Regions from separate parts of the Homo sapiens genome. Here region 2 is linked to region 1. Evidence: chromatin contacts called from ENCODE Hi-C or POLR2A ChIA-PET data. All regions are on one chromosome and are shown on one strand. The core of a region is the stretch at or near the end of the contact, and the rest is flanking DNA. Distances in the headings are between cores, read along the strand shown.

Region 1 (7,886 bases), core at 3,834-6,333:
TTTCTCAATGTTGGTCAGGCTGGTCTCGAACTCCCGACCTCAGGAGATCCGCCTGCCTTGGCCTCCCAAAGTGCTGGGATTGCAGGCGTGAGCCACCGTGCGTGGCCGGCTGCATCATTTTACATTCTTTTTTATCTTTTTTGAGACAGAGTTTCTATTGCCCAGGCTGGAGTGCAGTGGTGCGATCTCAGCTCACTGCAACCTCCGTCTCCCAGGTTCAAGCAATTCTCATGCCTCGGCCTCCCGAGTAGGTGGGATTACAGGCACCCGCCACCATGCCCAGCTAATTTTTGTATTTTTAGTAGAGACAGGGTTTCACCATGCTGGCCAGGCTGGTCTCAAACTGGTGACCAAGTGATCCACCCGCCTCAGCCTCCCAAAGTGCTGGATGTACAGGTTTGAGCCACTGCACCCAGACCATTTTACATTCTTACTAGCTGGTTTCTCCACATCTTCACCAACACTTATTATGATGTTTAGATTATAGTCATCCTAGTGGGGGTGAAGTGCCGCCACCAGTTTTGTAAATAAAGTTTTATTGGAACACTCACACTCGTTTGTCATTTACATATTGTCTATGGCTGCTTCTTTTTTTTTATTTTGAGACGGAGTCTCGCTGTCTCCCAGGCTGGAGTGCAGTGGCGCGATCTCGGCTCGCTGCAAGCTCCGCCTCCCGGGTTCATGCCATTCTCCTGCCTCAACCTCCCGAGTAGCTGGGGCTACAGGCGCCCGCGTGCATGCCCGGCTAATTTTTTTATATTTTTAGTAGAGACGGGGTTTCACCGTGTTAGCCAGGATGGTCTTGATTTCATGACCTCGTGATCCACCCACCTCGGCCTCCCAAAGTGCTGGGATTACAGGTGTGAGCCACCTCGCCCGGCCTGCTTTTTTTTTTTTTTTTTTTTTGAGACAGAGTCTCGTTCTGTAGCCCAGGCTGGAGTGCAGTGGCACAATCACAGCTCATTGCAACCTCTGCCTCCTGAGTCCCGGTTCAAGCAATTCTCCTGCCTCAGCCTCCTGAATAGCTGAGATTACAGGCACGCGCCGCTATGCCTAATTTTTGTATTTTTAGTAGAGACAGGGTTTCACCATGTTGGCCAGGCAGGTCTTGAACTCCTGACCTTGTAATTCGCCTGCCTCGGCCTCCCAAAGTGCTGGGATTACAGGCATGAGCCACCGTGCCCGGCCTATGGCTACTTTTACAACAGCGGAGTTGAGTAGTTGCTACAAACATGATATGATGTGCAAAACTTAAAATATTTTCTGTGTCACCCTTTACAAAAAAGTTTACTGATCCCTGATTTAGACTAATCCTTTTATTTTTAATTAGAGGAAATTAAGCCTGAGAAATATTGTATCTCTATGTCGAGGCAAATGGCTAGGACTGGAGTTTTTTTGCGTGTTTTTTGACATGGGGTCTTGCTTTGTTGCCCAGGCTGGAGTGCAGTGATGTTATCGTGGCTCACTGTAGCCTTCGCCTCCCTAGCTCAAGAGATCCTCCCACCTTAGCTTCCAGAATATCTAGGACCACAGCTGCACACCACCATGCTCAGCTGGTTTTTAATTTTTTAAATTAAAATTATTTTAATTTATTTTTTGGTAGAGATGGAGTCTTACTATGTTGCTCAGGCTGGTCTTGAACTCCTGGTCTCAAGCTATCCTCCTGCCTTGGCCTCTTAAAATGCTGGAACTAGAGGTGTAAGCCACCATGCCTGGCCTAGGACTGGAATCTTTCTGGGACTCGGTTCTGACATCCATGAAGTGGGATACAATGCCCACCTTATAGAGCCAGGCCCAGTGGCTCACATCTGTAATCTCAGCACTTTCGGAGGTCAAAACGAACAGATCACTTGAGGTCAGGAGTTTGAGACCAGCCCGGCCAACAAGGTGAAACCCTGTCTCTACTAAAAATTGAAGAATTAGCAGGGCATGGTGGCGGGCGCCTGTAATCCCAGCTACTCAGGAGGCTGAGGCATGAGAATCGCCTGAAACCGGGAGGTGGAGGTTGCAGTGAGCTGAGATCGTGCCACTGCACTCCAGCCTGGGTGACAGAGTGAAACTTGGTCTCAAAACAAAGCAACCAACCAACCACCTTATAGGATGTGGTGAGACTTGTAAAGCAAGGGCAGTCAAGTGCTTGGCCCAGGAATAAATAGACATTAAACCCAGCACTTCTCTAGAATCTGAGATGCCTGGCTCCTGATCTAATGGCCTGCACATCCCCTAATTTCTCATCCAGATGCTTTTTCTGTCACCCAGCTGGCTCTAGCTGAGTTACTGGTGTTCCTACTGAGTCTTCCTTACTCTGATCTGAAAGCCTAAGATATGCATCTTACATAAAAATTAGAATCATGGGGCAGCGTGGCTCATGCCTGTAAGCCCAGCACTTTGAGAGGCCGAGGCGGGCGAATCACAAGGTCAGGAGTTCAAGACCAGTATGGCCAACATTGTGAAATCCCATCTCTACTAAAAATACAAAAATTAGCCGGGCATGGTGATATGCATCTGTAATCCTAGCTACTTGGGAGGCTGAGGCAGGAGAATCACTTGAACCATGGAGGTGGAGGTTGCAGTGAGCCGAAATCATGCCACTGCCCTCCAGCCTGGGTGGCAGAGCGAGATTCTGTCTCAAAAAAAAAAAAAGATTCAAAAAAGATTCACGCATCTGGACATATCACTCAGCATGCAGACTGGAGTCCTCTCTTCTCTCCCACATCCTGGCGTCTCTTCTGTCCTCTGGCACACCATCACTGTTGGCCAGCAAGCTGGGTCTCTCATCTCTTCAGCCTTGTCTCCATCCTAGCTCTGTGTCTCTGGGTCAGTACCAATTATCCATACACACATTCATGCATCCCAGGACAAGGCCAAGCTTCTGTCGGGAACACGGACTCCATTTGAAGTCAGGCAGGTAGGGTGGGGATCTGGCCCTTATACCTGGCTGTGGAACCTTGAGTGTGTTACTCAACCCCTCTTGGCCTCAGTTTCTTTATCTGTAAAGCATGGACAGCCATGTTTACCTGTCAGGGCCACCCTGAGTATGAAATGAACTAACAAATGGGAAGCCAGCATGGTTTAATGAACGTGTTCTCCAGGAAGTAGGGGTCAAAAAACAACCCTCTCTATATATTGCAGCAGTGTAAAGAGCCTTATATGCATTCTTCCCATGTTACAGTGGGGACAGGGGCTCAGAGATGTGAAGTGAGCTTCCCAAGGTCACACAGCAAGTGAGCGGAAGGGCTCTGCGCCTAACTTCCCGTACCACCTCAGGCCAGCTCCTTCTCTACTTGGGGCCTCCGTGTCCCCATCATTGTTCAGATGATCTAGAAGCTCTCGTTCTATTCTTTTTCTTTTTTTTTTTTTTCAGACAGAGTCTCACTCTTGTTGCCCAGGCTGGAGTGCAGTGGTGCGGTCTTGGAACATGGGAGGCAACCTTAGCCTCCCAGGTTCAAGCAATTCTCATGCCTCAGCCTCCCAAATGGCTGGGATTATAGGCACTTGCCACCACGCCTGGCTAATTTTTGTATTTTTAGTAAAGACGGGGTTTCACCATGTTGGCCAGGCTGGTCTTGAACTCCTGACCTCAGGTGATCTGCTGCCTCAGACTCCCAAAGTGCTGGGATTACAGGTGTGAGCCAACATGCCTGGCCTCTCGTTCTCTTCTATATCCAGAGTCCTAACTCCCTCATGGTTCATCTCCTGGGAGGGGCGGGGACGGCTTACCCACCTGTCCTTCACCTGGCCTCCTGACCCACAGGCAGTGCCCCCACATCTGTCCCCAAGGCTTCTCTCCCCTCCCTTCCCTCTCTCCTTCCTGCTGCTTAAGAGCATTATTTGCTTCTTGCAAAATGGCCTTATGCTGGGGAGAGCCCCCTCTGCGTCCTACAGGTATTTCTGCTCTTGGCTGACTTGTTTTCACAGTGCCGATCTGACAGTTCTGCAATGGAAATGAGGGTTTTCTGGCATGGTTGTGGCAGGGTGCGGAAGCTTTACTCAGCTCAGACTCATGACAACGATGATTCCTCATAATAAGCCCTCTCATCTGAGTCAGCTACCCAGGAATTCTATAAAATACGTGGGAAGAGGCCCCTGGTGGGAACTTAGATCCCGACGGTCACTCTTCCTGGTGTGGCTGGTCCTGCCTTAGTTACTGCCACCTCCCTCTGCCCTTCACAGCCAATTCCTACTTCTCCTTCAAGTCTGGTCTAAAATGTCACCTCCTTAGAGAGGCCCTCCCAGATTGCTCATGTAAATAGCCTCTTCCCTCCATTCTCATCCTAGCTTCCTGTTTGCTTCCTTCAGCAGACTTAACCCAAATTACAATTTTACACATTCATGTTATTTGCGGGCTGTTAAGTATTAAAGATTCTGAAAGGGGTGGGGCTGGCGTCACGTTTTTCATTGATCCCTGCCCCAGCTCTGTCAGTGTCTAGCACACAGTAGGTACTCCATGCATTTTCGGTGAATGAATAAAAACATTGTTTGGAGCAGTGAGGGAGGCCCGGGGAAGCTGCTTTTTGGCAGTGAGAACACGCGGAGCTGGAGATCCTCCTGCAGGGAGCTGACTTCATCCTTCTTGTTCCCGTCCCAAACCTTGTCCAGAGGCTACAGGGAGGGAACTGTATGTACAACTATCTTTGCAGCTTTTCAGACTTCCGAACAAGCTGCCTTCCCAAGAAAACACATTACCCAGAGGCTTTTTCTCCCCTCCTGCTCAGACAGGCAGTGGCCCAAGGAACGGCGTTTTGTTTATGATAATAAAGTGGGACCCATGGCAACGCATTGTGATGTCATGGCAGTGTGAGATCATAAATCCTTCCAGGGGAAGAATGAAGCGCAGCGGACACAGTGGCTTCTCAGCCTCCCCTGGCCCAACTGAGGCTGTTGCTAGATATGTTTTTCCTGTATCAGGTGGTTCATTTCTTTTTTTCTTTTTCTTTTTGCCTCTTGATCTTTTTTTTCTTTTGTCCCTAAAGAAAAAAAATTAAAATAAATAAATAAAAGTTTTAAAAAAACTCTGAGTGGAAAGATTTGTCCCAGGAATTTCCTGCTGGCTAATGTCCAGTTCGCAGAGAATGCCAGCAATAATGGGAACAATGCTCACTCGTCCCGGACCTGTGATGAGAAAACTTTCCCAATTCCCCAGTTCCGTGGCTGAAATATGGCAAAGCCTTGGAGAGTTACTGGGCAGCGGACCATGGAGTTTGCAAGGAAAGATGTCCCTTGCTCACACTCTTAGTCTGCCCGTCCACCGTCAACCTTTCTCTCTCTTTTGCTCCTTCTCCATTTCTGTTTCTTCTTGCCACTCTCAATCTGTCTGGCTCTCTCTTACGTGGGTTTTCCGTTGTTTCTCCACCACTCTCCGTTTGTCCCTCTCCAGCTTCGTCTCGATCTCTCTTTCTCAGTCTCAGTCTGTGTTTTTCTTTCTCCACATTTCATTCTCCTGCTGAGTCTGTCTGTCCCTCCCAGGCTCTGTCCTGGTGGTCCTCACTGGTTTTGACTCGCTGTTTCTCTCTTTCCCCACTCACTTTCCTCCTCCCTTCCCTCTGTGCTTATGTTACTGAAGGAAATCACATTTGGAACTCTGAGGACTGAAGAAGGGCAAAGCTGCCCCTGGGGTTTTGTGATCTGCAAGCTGAGTGGCGACGGGTCCCTATTTCCAGGGTGGGTGTTCCGCGAGGCAAACCAGACCCCGACGCAGGATATCTACCCCCATTCAAGGAATATGTTGAGCCTGTGATACAGGAGCTGGAGAGAAGGTCACTGGCCAGTCTGCCAGGGCCTGTAGACTTTCCAGCACTTCTCCCTGCCAGCCCCACCCATGCCTTCTCTGCTACCATCCTCCCCACCCTCAGCACACACTGCAGATGGGGAGGAGAGGCGCTCACTTGGCGGGAGGAGGGAAGGGAGGGGAGTAGGCTCTTCCAATCTTTGGCCACCCCAGGGCCCTTGTTCTGCCTGGAGCCTCCTTTTGACAACCCATATTCTGTTCCGCAACAGCCCCCATACTTAATCTAAATCTGGGTTTTTCAGCCTCAGTCCTATTGACATTCAGTGCTGGATGATTATTTGCTGTGGGGGACTGTCCTGTGTTGTAAGATGTTTAGTGGCATCTCTGGCCTCTATTAGATGCCACCACGAACAACTCCCCTCGCATGGTCACAGCAAAAATGACTCCAGACCAAATGTCCTGTGGGGGTAGCGATGGGGGGTGGGGTTAAAACCACCCCTGGCTGAGAACCACTGGTCTAAACCATCTCTGCTCCTGCTCCTTCCATCCACATTCCTCCCTGTTACTCTCATTTTCTCTCTTGCTAAAACCCTCCATGGCTCCCTATTATTATTAGTAGTAGTAGTAGTAGCAGTACCATGAATATCATAGCAAACACCTATATAGGGCTTTCTGTGTGCCAGGGATTTGGCCATGTGCTTTGTGTATATATTAACTAATTTCCTAGCCCCTATCTCACGGGGCTGTTGTGAGGTTGATCATGAGAAAGCAACATAGCACCTAGCCCAGTGCTAAGAGGTTGTTATTACTACGAGTCTGTGGGTCTTAGTGTCCCTAAGCCACACCCTGTCATGCCACTATGCTTTTGCACCTACCTTTCCCACTGCCTGGACCTACTTTGCCCCCTTTCTCCACTTGGTGCCCTTCTCCCCCACTGGGACCTGCTTCCCATCTGAGTGGCTCTCCCAAGACTTTCCTCTGGGCCTAGAGCACCCTGGGCCCCTCCACTGGAGGCTCCTATCTCCAGTTCAGCAGACTGACCAGGAGCTGGAGGTGGTACAGGGGCGATGGTTTATTCAGGGGTACTGGGTCTGGAGGTTCTTCTTGTTCTTTCTTTTTTTTTTTTTGATACAGTGTCTTACTCTGTTGCCTGTCGCCTAGGCTGGAGTGCAGTGGCATGATCTCAGCTCACTGCAACCTCCATCTCCTGGGTTCAAGGGATTCTCCTGCCTCAGCCTCCCAAGTAGCTGGGACTACAGGCGCCTGCCGCCAGCCCAGCTAATTTTTGTATTTTTAGTAGAGGTGGGGTTTCACCATGTTAGCCAGGCTGGTCTCGAACTGCTGACCTAAAGTGATCTAATAATAATAATATGGAGTCATGGAGGGTTTTAGCAAGAAAGAAAATGAGAGTAACAGGAGGAACGTGGATGGAAGGAATAGGAGCAGAGATGGTTTAGACCAGTGGTTCTCAGCCAGGGGTGGTTTTAACCCCCATCCCCCACAGCTACCCCTGCAGGACATTTGGCCACACCTGCAGTCATTTTTGTGTAGGTCTGAGGTTGAAAAACCCAGGTTTAGATTAAGTATTGGGGCTGCTGCAGAACAGAATCCGGCCTGGGTCTGCAGGTTATAATGAATAAGGGCGAGTACCTTTGGTGGGAAACCTAAGAATGATGAGGGCAGAAATAAGCATCAAAGTCCCACCATACCCTCCATCCCCCCAGCCCCCCCACCCCCCATACCCCCATCCCCACCTCGGTCTCAGGGCTACACCTATCCTCTATACTGTCTCCCTGGTGCCATGTGACCCAAACCCGGCCAATGAGATGAAGCCACGCCCCTGGTCACAGTCAATGGCTTGTGGCTGTGCACGTGACTTCACTTGGTCCAGTGACATTTTTGGACACGAGGTGGGGTTAAAGGTGAACCTGGGTGCGGCTCCCTGCAGTGGTCCTGTCGGGAATCAATGTCAAGAAAGCTGGGACTGAGATGGAGCTGGAGGCTGGAGGCCGCTATTTGAGGCCTGTGGGCAGGCGGTGCCGGAAGTTCTGCCTTGGGCTCCCCACCTCCGGGGCCCTGAGTCCGTCTGTTTCCCTGAAGCTGTTGGGAGTTGGTTTTCTTCCTTCTCCCTCAGTCACGCCCCCGACTCCCATGCTGG
Region 2 (7,886 bases), core at 3,079-5,578, 41 kb after region 1:
TGGGATGTGAACATAGACGAGTTGGGAGCTTGGACAAACGCTGAAAGACAAACAGAGGGAAAAGTCAGGGAAGCAGAAAACATGAGTCAGCAGAAGTCATCAGTCAGTAGAAACCATGAGTCAGCAGAAGTCATCAGTCAGTAGAAACCATGAGTCAGCAGAAGCCATGAGGCCTTGGAAGCCCAAAGCAACAGTCTCAGGCCCATAGATTGGCTGGTGGAATGGGGAGCAGTAGACAACAGTCTAGAGACTGGGTGTGGTGGCTCACGCCTGTAATCTCAATACTTTGGGAGGCTGAGGTGGGGAGATGGCCTGAGGCCAGAAGTTCAAGACCAGCCTGGGCAACACAGTGAGATCCCATCTCTACAAAAATTAAAATAAAATAAGAAGTAGAGCTAGAGAGTAGTTAGAGCAGTTTATCTGCAGAACACTTCAGTGGGCACTGCAGAGTGGTAAATCCTGAAATACTTTCTTTATTTTTTTTGAGACAGAGTCTCAGTCTGTCATCTAGGCTGGAGTGGAGTGGCGTGATCTTGGCTCACTGCAACCTCTGCCTCCTGGGTTCAAGCGATTCTCATGTCTCAGCCTCCTGAGTAGCTGGGATTATTGGCATGCGCCACCACTCGGCTAATTTTTGTATTTTTAGTAGAGACAGGGTTTCACCATGTTGGCCAGGCTAGTCTTGAACTCCTGACCTCAGGTGATTCGCCCGCACAGGACTTCCAAAGTGCTGGGATTACAGGTGTGAGCCACCGCGCCCAGCCTAATCCTGAAATACTTTCCACTCTCAGCAAGACCTGGCTGTGCCTTACTAGTGACTGATCCTTTTTCCCTGTTTCCCCATTTCCTTTATTCTAAGCCAGTGATTCTCAATTACAGGTGACTGTGCAATTACAACATCTGGAGATCCTCCCTCACTGGGGGACAGGTCCTACTGGCACCTCATGGGTAGAGGCGAGGGATGCTACTCAGCATCCTACAGTGCACAGGACAGCCCCCATCACAAAGAATCATCCAGAAAGTCAATAGTGCAGAGATGGAGAAACCCAATGGAGGCCTCCTTTCAATCAGTGTTTTAGGGTAGGTAGGTTCTCTGGAGCAGAAGCTGAGACAGACTTTGAGGTCCAAGGGATCAACATTGTGAAAGGGAGGAAGAGAAGGAGGAGGAGGAGGAGCAGGAGAAGGAGGAGGAGGCGGTAGCAGGACTGGGCATCAGTGAGATGAGGGAGATGAAGTTGAGTTGAAAAATAAAATAAAATAAAAGTGATTTCTTGCTTGTGGCATTTTTAGCTTGTGCAAATCGTCCCCGTAATATTTCTTCTTCCATTTTTAAGAAGTTGAACTGTGATGTGGGCACAAGACCTTGGCCAGCCCCATGGGCATAGATGACCTGTCAGAGTTGTCCCTGCCATGGGCCAAATTGGCCAGGTCTTTATATTCCTGTAGGGGTCAGTCACTGGATACAGGCTGAACTGGGAAGGGTACAGCCTGTGCGAGCTGGCTGCAGACAGCAGAGGCAATTCCTGAGGGGGGCTGACAGCTGTATGCCATCTGTGAGCCACCTTCCCAGCAGCTGAACTCTAAGTCCTTCCTTGAAGGCGGATCCAGGTGGCTTATCACCGTGTTCATCACAATGAATAACCATTGACCTGCTAGTTCATGCATCCACTAATTCAGGAAGTTTTGATGAAAAGAGCAGTCCCAGTTAGAACCTACACATAGATGAGTAGGTCTCCATAAGCCAATGCGATTAGCACAACTGAAGACAAAGGAGAAGCCTGGAAAATAAAATTTATATTTCTAACTTTGTTTTCCCTAAGTCAAATGAGATGCATACAACGTATCTCTTGGTCAGCATTAAGATGAATGGGTGAATTGATGAATGAATGAATGAGAGGTTGCAGTGGCTCATGCCTGTAATCCCAGCACTTTGGGAGGCCGAGACAGGTGGATTGCTTGAACCCAGGGGTTCAAGACCAGCCTGGGCAACATAGCAAGACCCCGTCTCTACAAAAGATTTTAAAATTAGCTGGGTGTGGTGGCGTGCATCTGTGGTCCCAGCTACTCAGGATGCTGAGGTGGGTGGATCACTTGAGCCTGGGAGGTTGAGGCTGCAGTGAGCTATGTTTGCACCACTGCACTCCAGCCTGTGTGACAGAGCAAGACCCTATCTCAAAAAATAAAGAAAGAAAAGAAAAGAAGGGGGCATAGTAATAGTGGCCATTGATTATTTAGTGTGCCAGGAGCTCTGCTAAGTGATCTATATATATGATCTCTCAACCTCACAAAAGCCTTTTAGGGTTTTTCACCCCATTTTATGGATAAGGCTTGACTTAATCACCTATTGCTGCAGAACAAACTACCTAAAAATATAGTGGCTTAAAGCACTCACATGGCTGTTGGCTGGAGGCCTCAGTTCCTCCACAGGGACATTCCCACAGGGCTGTCGAAGGCTCCGCATTCCCTGGCAGCTGGCTTCTCCCAGAATGAGTGATCCAAAAGACTCCAAGGAGGAAGCCACAAGGCACTGGGTGACCCTGCCTTGGAAGTCACACAGTGTCACCTAGCCACATTCCTTTACTTAGAAGTGAGTCATTAAGCCTGGCCCATGCTCAAGAGAAGAGGAGTTAGGCTCCTTCTTTTGAAGAAAGGAGTAGCAAAGAATTTGTGGGTATTTAAAACCACCCCAAGGCTCAAGCTATATAATTGGTATTTGGTGAAACTGGGGTTTATCCATTCATTCATTCCATAAATAGCAGCACTTCTGTCTTTGCAGTCCAATGTGGTAGCCACTTGCCACATAGGCTGTTGAACAGTTGAAACACAGTTGATGTGCCTGAGGAATTGTATTTTTTATTTTATTCAACTTTATTTAATTTAAATTTAAAACTAAAAAACTGATTCATTTAACTGTTGGAAAACTTTGACATCTGTTTGGAATAACTTAGCCTCCTTGTAAATTTTATAAAACCTAATAAGATCAAGTATTTCCAGCCGGGCACGGTGGCTTATGCCTGTAATCCCAGCTACTTGGGAGGCTGAGGCAGAAGAATTGCTTGAACCCAGGAGGCGGAGGTTGTAGTGAGCCGAGATTGCGCTATTGCACTCCAGCCTGGGCAACAGGGCAAGATTCTTGTCTCAGAAAAAAAAAAAAAAAAGATCAAATATTTCCAATGAAAATTTAGACCCAAATTGAGATGTGCTGTAATATAAAATATACACTGGATTTTGAAGACTTAGTATGAGCAAAAAATAATGTAAACTACCACATTCACATTTTTGTATTGATCACACGTGGAAATGAAAATGTTTTTGGATATATTGGATTAAATAAAATATATTACTAAAATTAGTAAATTAGTTTTATCTGTTTCTTTTGACTTTTTTTTTTTATTTTAAAGAGACAGGGTGTCACCCAGGCTGGGGTGTTGAGATCATAGCTCACTGCAACCTTGAACTCGTAGGCTCAAGCGATCCTCCCGCCTCAGCCTCCCAAAGCACTGGGGTTACAGGCATGAGGTACCACATGCCTGTACCTTTCTGTTTCTGTTTCTTTCTGTTTTTTAAGGTGGCTGTTTAAAAAATTGTAAATTATTATGCCTGTAACTACTAGCACTTTGGGAGGCCAAGGCGGGCAGATCTCTTGAGGTCAGGAGTTTGAGACTGGCCTGGCCAACATGGCAAAACCCCATCTCTACCAACAATACAAAAATTAACCAGGCCTGGTAGTGTGTGCCTGCAATCCCGGCTACTCTGGAGGCTGAGGCATAAGAATCACTAGAACACAGGAGGCAGAGGTTGCAGTGAGCCAAGATTGCGCCACTGCACTCCAGCCTGGACAACAGAGTGAGAGTCTTGTCTCAAAAAAAATTTTTTTAATTAAAAATAAATAAACTACCTATGTGGCTTATCTTATATTTAGATGAATGGCACTGTATTCCATACTAAATGCTATGGATCCATAGTTCCTACTTTCATGGGGCTTGCCATCAAAAGAAGACAGCTATTAAGTAATTAATCCAAAGACTCAATTGAAAAATGATGTTACAAGGCAGAGATCAGGGGAGCTGTGAGTTTCACAGGGGATCTGGCCCAGATTGGCCTGTCTCCTAAGTAAGCCGGTGATTTGAGAAGGGAGGGAGTTACAAAGCCCAGGCGTGGGAGCATCTGGTGGGAGGTGGATGGCAGAGTCTCTGCACTGGGGGACAAGGCACCAGCTCCCGGGGTTCAGAGCCAGAGGAAGCGGATGCACCAGGAACGCTGTCACTTTGATGTGCAGGCAGCGAGGCGGCAGGGCGCGGCTGGGCTGCCCTCAGCTGTCAGGTTGGCACTTGCTGCCCTGCCTACGCAGTAGCCAGGCTCCGGAGGCCTCCAGATATCTCTGGGCGTGGCCTCCTGTGGCTGTGCTGGAAATCACCTGGGGGTCCCACAAAAGCTAAGCACCAAGCAGGAGGCTGGCCCTGGCTCTGACCTGGGCCAACCCTGAGTTCCGGATCTCTGGGTTCTTGCCCAGGCACAGGCCGGAAGGTGCCTTTGACAACCACGCAAGGGCTGGACCATGACAACTGGGACTTTCTGAGTCCCTGCTGCTGGCTGGCCAGTGGCTCATGGCAGCCTCGGGTGATTCAACCTGGCCCCTTAGCCACATTTCTCCTTCCTTCCCCAAATCCGCCCTTCTTATGTGACCCAAATTCCTATTGTTCCTAAAACACACCAGGCTCGTAGCAGCCACAGGACCTTTGCCACTTGCCATATCGTCTCCCTAGAACAACTCCCTTCACATATTGGCATAGTTGGCATCTTCTTGCCATGTGAGTCTCAGCTCGAGTCACCTCCACCCCTGACCACTTTCCTAACATTCTCTCCATGCCTTGAGTCTTTATAGTGACTCTCTGTCTCATTTCCCTGCGGATTTTTGTTCAGGTCATACTCCTCACTACCTTTCTTTAAATAAATAAATAAATGTAAGGCTGGACTCAGTGGCTCATGCCTGTAATCCCAGCACCTTGGGAGACTGGGGCGGGCAAACCACTTCAGGCCAGGAGTTCGAGATCAGCCTGGCCAACATGGTGAAACCCTGTCTCTACTAAAAATACACACAAAAATTAGCTGGGCGTGGTGGCGCATGGCTGTAGTCCCAGTTAATCAGGAGCCTGAGACAGGAGAATTGCTCGAACCCAGGAAGCAGAGGTTGCAGTGAGCCGAGATCATGCCACTGCACTCCAGCCTGGTGATGGAGTGAGACTGCATCTCAAAAAAAAAAAAAAAAAAAAAAAAAGCTTAAAAATATACAAATTAGCCAGGCATCGTGGTACATGCCTGTAGCCCCAGCTACTCTGGAGGCTGAGGCAGAAGAATTGCTTGAGCCCAGGAGGTGGAGGTTGTAGTGCACCCCAGCCTAGGCAACAGAGCGAGACTCTGTCTCAAATATAAATAAATAAATAAATAAAGTTTAGAGATGGGATCGCACCATGTTGCCCAGGCTGGTCTCCAACTTCTGGCCTCAACCGATCCTCCCTCCTTGGCCTCCTACAGTGCTAGGATTACATGTATTAGCCACCACACTCAGCCTGGAATTATCTTGCTCATTTATTGTCTCATTTGTTGTCTTTCTCCCCCACCAGAAAATAACTTCCCCAAGAACTGGGACTTGCCCAGTTCCTGGCTCCTGGCAGGTGCTCAAAAAATAATTGTTGAATGGATTCATTCATCTTCCTAAAACGCAGATCTGCAAACAATTATGGAGCCCTCACAGGAATGTGGACAATTGTTTGTGATGAAATTTGAAGTTAAAAAAAGAGTAGAAAAATGATACCCTCTGATATTGTACTTATAAAATATATTCATGCAGGGACAAAGCAGGAAATGGAAAATAGTTAATTTGTTGGGAAGCATAGGAGTATGGGTGACTGGTATTTTTCAAACTTTTACTTAATATGGTTACCGTTGTCTTTTAATAACAGTTTTATTGAGATGTAATTCATCCACTATAAAGGTCACCCTCTTTTAAAGCATACAATGCAGTGGTTTTTAATATATTCTCAACGTTGTGCACAGGGCCCTAATTTCAGAACATTTTTATCACCCCCCAAAAAAACCGTATACCCATTAGCCGAAACTCCCACTCCCCTACCCTCCTATCCAGCCCATGCAACCACTAATTACTTCCAGTCTCCACGCTTCGCCTACTCTGGGCATTTCGTATAAGTGAAATCATACAATATACGGTCTACCATGACTGGCTTCTTTCACTTATCCAGATGTTTTCAAGGATCATCCAGGTTGTAGAATGTCTCATACTTCATTTTTTTTATGGCTGAATAACATTCCATTGCAGAATATCCAATGTGGATATACCACATTTTATGTATCTATTCATCTATTGATGAACACTTGAGTTGTTTCAGTTATACTATTTTTACCAAAAAAATAAAGAAGTGAAGTGGAACCTTTTCCCTCATTGCTCTACAAATATATTCTGGTCATTCCTCTGGCTCCCAAATCCTGGAGTCCTCTCAATGCTTACAAGATACCGTCCAGCCTTCTTTGCTTACATTGTTGGTCCCTGGCTATCTTTCCAGCAAATTCTTCAGTTGCTTTCTCTGAGCCCGTGTGTGCTCTGGTGACATGCTAGCCACACACCTTCAGCTACTATGCCCTTGCCAATGCCATCTTCTCTTCTGCTTCCTGGAAAAAGTCGTCTGCACACTGCAAAATTCAGCACAGAGGCCAAGCGTGGTGGCTCACACTTGTAATCCCAGCACTTTGGGAGGCCGAGGTGGGCAGATCACTTAAGGCCAGGAGTTCGAGACCAGCCTAGCCAACATGGTGAAACCTCGTCTCTACTAAAAATAAAAAATATTAGCTGGGCGTGGTGATGCTTACCTGTAGTCCCAGCTGTTCAGGAGGCTGAAGCAGGAGAATTGCTTGAACCAGGGAGGTTGCAGTGAGCCAAGATCACGCCACTGCACTCAACCTGGATGATAGAGGGAGACTCTGTCTCGAAACAAAAAACAACATAAAACAAAATTCAACTCAGATGTTCCTTTCTTTGTGAAGACTTCCCTCCTCCTGGTTCTCTGTTTACAACTCTCTCGGCTCCTAAAGGACTCATTATTGTGTTTATTCCCCTGCCTGTTTGCTGCCTTAGCCTATGATAGGAGTACCCTTAGGGTGTCATTCATCTTTGTCTCCTTCGAAGCTAACGTAGTCCCTGGCACCGATCAGGTACTCACTGAAGTCAGATGACTGCATGTATGAATGGAGCTGCTTCTCTGATGGACTGAATAGGAACCCAACAATACCACCTTTTGGCAAAAAAGACATTAAAATGTCAAGGTTAAAGTGTGGATTTAGGAGTCGGATGGACATAGTTTGAACCCCAACTCTGCTGCTTGCCAGTTTGGGTGGCTGCTTGGGAATCATTTCCTCATCTTTAAATTGGACATAATGTCTTCCACCTGATGGAGTTCTTGGAGGATTAAATACAGGTGAAACACCTAGCACAGAGTATTAGGTTGGTGCAAAAGTAATTGCGGTTTTTGCCATTTAAAAGTAATAATTGGGCCAGGTGCGGTGGCTCATGCCTGTAATCCCAGCACTTTGGGAGGCTGAGGTCGGTGGATTGCCTGAGCTCCGGAGTTCAAGACCAGCCTGGCCAACATGGTGAAACCCTGTCTCTACTAAAAATACAAAAAATTTGCCGGGCGTGATGGCGCACGCCTGTAGTCCCAGCTACTAGGGAGGCTGAGGCAGGAGAATTACTTGAACCTGGGAAGTGGAGGTTGCAGTGAGTCGAGATCACACCACCAGACTCCATCCTGGGTGACAGAGCAAGACGCCATCAAAAAAAAAAAAAAAAGTAATAATTGGGCCAGGCATGGTGG

What was found. Hi-C counts contacts between places; a loop is a spot of excess contacts on that map. ChIA-PET counts read pairs that join two places held with the same protein, here RNA polymerase II (POLR2A). Pooled maps may share reads with other maps.
Region 2: a loop to region 1 is called in a map of PC-9, with 6 times the contacts of the local background. The contact joins two enhancer-like sites. A Hi-C loop is called at or near these places in 3 of 168 maps with a recorded cell type or tissue (PC-3, PC-9 and mammary epithelial cell), 1 of 37 single-sample maps with no recorded cell type and 5 of 50 pooled maps. POLR2A ChIA-PET finds 5 or more read pairs at or near these places in 10 of 52 experiments (A549, B cell, HCT116 and 7 more).

What each region holds. Positions count from the first base shown.
Region 1 is chr12:116,451,073-116,458,958 of GRCh38, forward strand. No RefSeq gene overlaps it. Among named protein-coding and RNA genes, the nearest start is that of MIR4472-2, 27 kb to the left of the region's middle. RefSeq lists enhancers at 3,573-4,111, 5,832-6,331. Within about 2 kb of position 5,084, at least 28 of the 41 ENCODE cell types and tissues checked have a DNase peak (open chromatin) inside an H3K27ac peak, as active enhancers do; they include HCT116, PC-3 and mammary epithelial cell, where a contact is called at or near this core.
Region 2 is chr12:116,492,928-116,500,813 of GRCh38, forward strand. No RefSeq gene overlaps it. Among named protein-coding and RNA genes, the nearest start is that of LINC02457, 19 kb to the right of the region's middle. RefSeq lists enhancers at 3,869-4,423, 4,424-4,977. Within about 2 kb of position 4,329, at least 6 of the 41 ENCODE cell types and tissues checked have a DNase peak (open chromatin) inside an H3K27ac peak, as active enhancers do; they include HCT116, PC-3 and mammary epithelial cell, where a contact is called at or near this core.